Linked DNA regions of Homo sapiens: region 1 is linked to region 2. A link is a loop called in an ENCODE intact Hi-C map of the cell type or tissue named here. Cell type or tissue: gastrocnemius medialis. All regions are shown on one strand. Each heading gives the region's core, and the rest is flanking DNA. Links, peaks and the distances in the headings are about the cores only.

Region 1 (2,917 bases), core at 205-2,704, 120 kb before region 2:
TTCAGTTAAATACAACAGTTCCATTACAGTATTATTCTAGGTATGGCGAATCCTACAAAAGTACATACGTCATGGCCCTTGTCTTTAATACATTTACATATTAGTTAAGGAGATACACTCCTAATCATTTTTGTTTTTTTTTGAGATAGCGTTTCACCCTTGTGGCCCAGGCTGGAGTGCAATGGCACGATCTCGGCTCACCACAGCCTCCGCCTCCCGGGTTCAAGCGATTCTCCTGCCTCAGCTGGGATTACAGGCATGCGCCACCACACCTGGCTAATTTTGTTTTTTGTTTTTTTTTTTTTAAGTAGAGACGGGGTTTTTCCACATTGGTCAGGCTGGTCTCGAACTCCCGACCTCAGGTGATCTTCCCGCCTCAGCCTCCCAAAGTGCTGGGATTACAGGCGTGAGCCACTGCTCCCGGCCACTGCTAACCTTAATACAATGCAATATGTGCTATGATCATTGACAAATAAATGGTTAAGTGAACGCGGAGGATGGAGAAATCATTTCAATGAAAGGGGGAGATCTGTAAGGTTTTACAGAGGAAGCAGAATTTAAGCTGGGCCTTGCAAAGCAAAGATGGGACTATAGGCATCTGGACAGAGGTAACGGTGAGAGCAAATGCCTATGTGCTTTCAAGTATGGTCAGGGCACAGAATTCAGGACCCATGGACAGGGGCACAGGATGCCCAAGGAAAAGAAAACACAGTGAGACGAGAAGCTGGAAAGAAACTCAAAGTGGAAAGCCCTGGATGCCAACCTTTCATCCTGTGGTCTCTGGGAATCTTCAGAAGTTCTGGGCAATGGAGACTCCAGATGAGCTCTGCCTCGGGAGGTTTATTCGGACCATTTTACCACCATTTATGACTGGGAATAAGATCCGTCTGTACCTTCATGCTTCTCTTAGTCATTCCACCTTGCCACTATTTGGGAATCCCTCAAATTTATTTTATTTTTTCTAAATCAATTTCCTGGCCCTTTGAATGGAAGCGATTGAGTTTCCTCTAAGTACTGCCAAGATTTCACATTCCAATGACGAGTTCAGCCTAGCGCTTTACATTTAGGTTCATGTGTTTTTCTATTCTTACAAAAGAGTTAAAATAGCATAGACGGGTGTTTTGTTTTGGTTTGTTTCTACACTGGAAAATATTTCTGTATGATGAAAAACATACACAAACGTCCTGACTGTTGGAAAGGCCTGCTCCAGCACTCCCCAAAAAACAAAAGTTGAACTAGTCATCCAAGTAGTTCACTGAAACTTTTTTGTTCTCCAGTGTCAGAGTCCCAGGTTATTGAGCCCAAGTTTTCCAAGGTCCTTCAAACACAATAACAGAACGTTATGTAAACTCTCTCCTACCAATGCTATTTGGTCCCCTCAGCCTGGGGGGGCCAAGCACACGTGGGATCATGCAGCTTTCACACAGAGAAGTCCCAGGATACATGGGGCACACACCAGGCAAGCCAGGGCATGGGGACAGAGGTCTGCCCTCCCACCCACCCCAAAGATGGGTCTTAAAACTCCACTGAAGTTGGGGGTACAAGTGGGCAGAGCAGCTCGTCCTCTGAGAATGGAGCTGCCTTCGGTATGAGCCACCATTAAAAAGTTTCCCAAGGTCCGCACCTATAATCTCAGCACTTTGGGAGGCTGAGGCGAGAGGATGGCTTGAGCCCAGGAGTTTAAGACCAGCCTGGAAAATATAGTGAGGTCTTTTAGTTGGGCATGGTGGTATGTGCCTGTTGTCCCGGCTACTTGGGAAACTGAGGCAGAAGGATCGCTAGAGCCCAAGAGGCAGAGGTTGCAGTAGGGCGAGATAGCACCGCTGCACTCTGGCCTGGGCGACAAAGTGAGACCCTGTCTCAACAAAATAAAATAAAACCAAAAAACAACCCCCATAGAAGACACAAATTTCAATTCCCATCTCTGGATTGCTCAGACTACACATGGGCATATATGGAAAGCTTCAACATTCATTTCATTTATCAACTTATTTAGAAAGGCACATTGTATCTACCCACTGGGGTGTGGTACATTCCAGGGTTCAAGTCCCTGGTTTATAATCCAAAACCTGTCCTGGCCCTCCACATGCGTGGGTGCTCAGAAACTCCGAGCGCCTCAGAGGTATTCTCTTAACATCTGATCAAATAATGACTATAAAGAATAATATGCAGTACATACTGTAGATAGTTCCCTGTGCACATAAAAAAATAGTCTCATACAGCCCAAAGAGCTGTCTGCATCGCTTTTTCTAAAAGTCCACCTATGGTCGGAAAACTAACCTTCTTCAAATGAATAGATTAGCTTAAATTACCATGCCATTTTACATTCTCTTCACTGATACACGAATAATAAAACTATGAGGTAAATGCAGGCTTAAATCGAATAATGGGCATAAATAAAAAAATTTTTTGACATTAAAAACTCAGTGTAAATTGCACTACAACATACTTGAAAGCTCCCACAATCATAACGTGCACATTGAAATCCATTAACCTAATACCTAGGCTGCTATTCAAAAGTAGGGGTCTAGCAGGCAAATAAATACTCATTTGAACACTCCTCCGAAATTACTGCACAATTTGGTTGCAAAGTCACACACTTACAAAGTCTATCATCTTTACTTGGTTGCTCTGTAACCAACACTGAAGTCATATAAGGTTACAATGTGGCAGCATGAGATCAACACAGATACCAGCAAATGGTACTAAAAAGTAGCAGCAAATGTCAAAGACAAACCAGGGTCAGCTTGGAGAGAATGAGATATTTACATAAGCTTTCAGAAAAGACAATGGAGCCCCGATTTCCCCTTAACCGCACACCTAATCAACCTCTCTGCTCCTCACCTGATCATTCTGATATAAAAGCAATTTCTACAGTGATACATTCAAAGACCTTAGTTGCCATAAACTCAGCAGC
Region 2 (2,917 bases), core at 136-2,635:
TCTGTTTTTTGTGTTAGACATGCTGCCAATTATAGCCAGTTAGACTGGGTATAATCTTTGGGTAATTCTGGAATTAGGACTTTTTATTTACCAAGTAGGTAAACGTGCTCAGGGATGGACGAAGAGAAAGTCAAAAGGTGAAGACAAATAAAGAAAAATAATGAGGCCGGGCGCGGTGGCTCACGCCTGTAATCCCAGCACTTTGGGAGGCCAAGGCGGGCGGATCACAAGGTCAGGAGATCGAGACCATCCTGGTTAACACGGTGAAACCCCGTCTCTACTAAAAATACAAAAAATTAGCCGGGCATGGCAGCGGGTGCCTGTAGTCCCAGCTGCTGGGGAGGCTGAGGCAGGAGAACGGCGTGAACCTGGGAGGCGGAGCTTGCAGTGAGCCGAGATCGTGCCACTGCACTCCAGCCTGGGCGACAGAGTGAGACTCCGTCTCAAAAAAAAAAAAAAAAAAAAAAAATCACTGACAAGGGACCTAAAAAGCCCCTTCCATCACTAATGGTCAGATGTGAGAACACAGAATGTGAAGAAGCAAAATCCTATTTCCGGTGGGAATTACAGCAAATATTCCCCAACCCATCCTGCTTTTTCTTCCCCCCGAAGGGAACTCCATTTTCTGTGTGGAAGGGGAAGTCTTCAACCCTGGGATAGAAACAGTCAGAGGAGCAGTTGTGAGGTGGTCAGTCTCGGAGGAAAGCCTGGGATTTGGAGTCAGGGGACTTGACAGTGAGAACTATTAATAGTCGGGTACCAAAGAATGGGTGACTCTGGGAACACAGTTGCCTTGGTTTCTTCATCTGTAGAATGGGACATTAATGCATATTATCATTAGGTATTAGTAGCAGTATTATTAAGCTAATATGAGAACCAATTAAAATAATGCAGAGAGCAGCATCTGACAAAGGAAGGCCCCTCGCTAGTGTGATGTGATTTTTCTGTATCACCCAATACTGCCACACTTCCCCAGAAGTGTCAAGAGGCCATTCTAAATGCTGAATCTAGTCACAAGAAAAAACATGATGGTCTTAATTTAGAGATATTTATTAAGTAGTCCTTATAGAGTCACTGTTTTATTTTAAAAGCTGCAAAAGTATTCAGTTTGCTGAATTAGGAAATTTCAGAGTGCAACAAGAGCTCTTAAACTGGCTGGGTGTGGTGGCTCACACCTGTAATCCCAGCACTTTGGGAGGCTGAGGTAGGAGGATTGCTTGAGCTCAGGAGTTTGAGACCAGCCTGGGGAGCACAGGGAGACCCCATCTCTACAAAAATAAAAAATTAGCAGGGCATAGTGGTACACACCTGTGGTCCCAGCCACTCGGGAGGTTGAGGTGGAAAGACTGCTTGAGCCCAAGAGTTCGAGGCTGCATTGAGCCCAAGAGTTCGAGGCTGCAGTGAGCCCTGACTGTGCCACTGCACTCCAGCCTGGGTGACAGAGTGACAGAGTGAGACCCTGCTTAAAAAAAAAAAAGTCCGGACACGGTGGCTCACGCTTGTGCTCCCAGCACTTTGGGAGGCCGAGGTGGGCAGATCATGAGGTCAGCAGTTTCAGACGAGCCTGGCCAGCATGGTGAAACCCCATCTCTACTAAAAATACAAAATTAGCCAGGCGTGGTGGCACGCACCTGTAATCCCAGCTACTCAGGAGGCTGAGGCAGGAGAATTGCTTGAACCCAGGAGGCGGAGGTTGCAGTCAGCCGAGATCGCGCCATTGCAGTCCTGCCTGGGCGACAGAGCAAGACTCTGTCTCAAAAAAAAAAAAAAAAAAAAAAAAACTCTTACATTATCTAAAATCTAAACTTGTATAATATACTAAAATCCCTCTCCAAGTGGGACCTGCTACTCTCTGAACCTTAAGAAAGTGGCATCTGCAAAGGCACTGCGAAGGTACTAGGCACACATTTGGAGAAGCCACCTGTTAGCAACTTCAGCAAGGTCCTGGTAACTGGCATGTATCCTTCAGTTCAAAAAGAAAGTCCCCCAAACCATGGGAGCTTAATGCTCACTCCCAAAGAAGCACTGCTCCATTATCATGAGTACACCCTGGGACGGTTCTGTTGGTTACACACTCATTCTTCTTTGAAATGCAGGTGGGAGGAGGAAGGAGATAGCTTTAAACAGCCTCAACATGAAAAGCGTCAGTCAACACAATTCAATAGTTAACCACCATCATTTCGATCATTTCATCGTTACCACAGCCAACTATTTGGTCCTTATGCTAGTTTCATCTTTGTAAAGGAAATATTTCATATGTAATTTTTTTTTCCCAGCACAAATTGTTGGAAGATCTTTGGCTTCCTGGAAAACTTATTATTTTAATTGTCATCTCTAACCCCATGCAGGTAGTAGAAACATGGCAAGCACAATGAAAGTAACAGGAGAATGTACAGAGGGGTCTGTCCTTTCTACTTCTATAGACTCCTCAACTGAACTCCCTCTGAGAAACAATGCAGGGAGGTTGGCTGTGGCCATGAGCAGCACAGTTCTACTGCGGTTTGCCTGAATGAAGAGTCTCCTGATTTCTCATCTCCATACCAGGCAGAGGTGAATCTAGTGATTGTGAAAATCAAGAGTGGAACTGAAGGGGATTCCTCTGCCTGCCACCCCTAGAAATCCTCAATACTGACAGCTTCTGGGATGTAAGGGGGAAAACTGAGCCCGATCTCAATACTGCCATTTCAGAACAATCTCATCATTGAGGAGATAATGTGAATATATTTGATGATATGCAAATATCATCTGTGTGTTATCATTTTACTCAACACTCAAAACACTACTGAGTCTGCCAAGCAGATTTATATAGCTTGGCAAATTTTCATTTCATGAATGACACTTCATATGAAATTATTTTCACTGACTAATAGAATAACAGTGATAGAACAGATCTTGAGGTGGAAATAGAATAAAGCCA

The links. A loop is a pair of places that touch in the nucleus more often than their neighbours do. Peaks named below come from ENCODE experiments on the same cell type or tissue, not always from the same donor. Only the 100,000 strongest peaks of a DNase experiment are listed, where the experiment ranks them.
Region 1: it touches region 2 in a loop (3-fold over the local background); 7 of 110 quality-filtered maps call a loop at or near these places.

Annotation. Positions count from the first base shown.
Region 1 is chr14:89,490,850-89,493,766 of GRCh38, forward strand. It overlaps a transcript of FOXN3 not described here. Among named protein-coding and RNA genes, the nearest start is that of FOXN3-AS1, 75 kb to the left of the region's middle. In gastrocnemius medialis, for the core only: no CTCF peak of the experiment used is centred there; no DNase peak of the experiment used is centred there.
Region 2 is chr14:89,611,361-89,614,277 of GRCh38, forward strand. It overlaps a transcript of FOXN3 not described here. Among named protein-coding and RNA genes, the nearest start is that of FOXN3-AS2, 37 kb to the left of the region's middle. In gastrocnemius medialis, for the core only: no CTCF peak of the experiment used is centred there; no DNase peak of the experiment used is centred there; H3K27ac peaks cover 777 bases.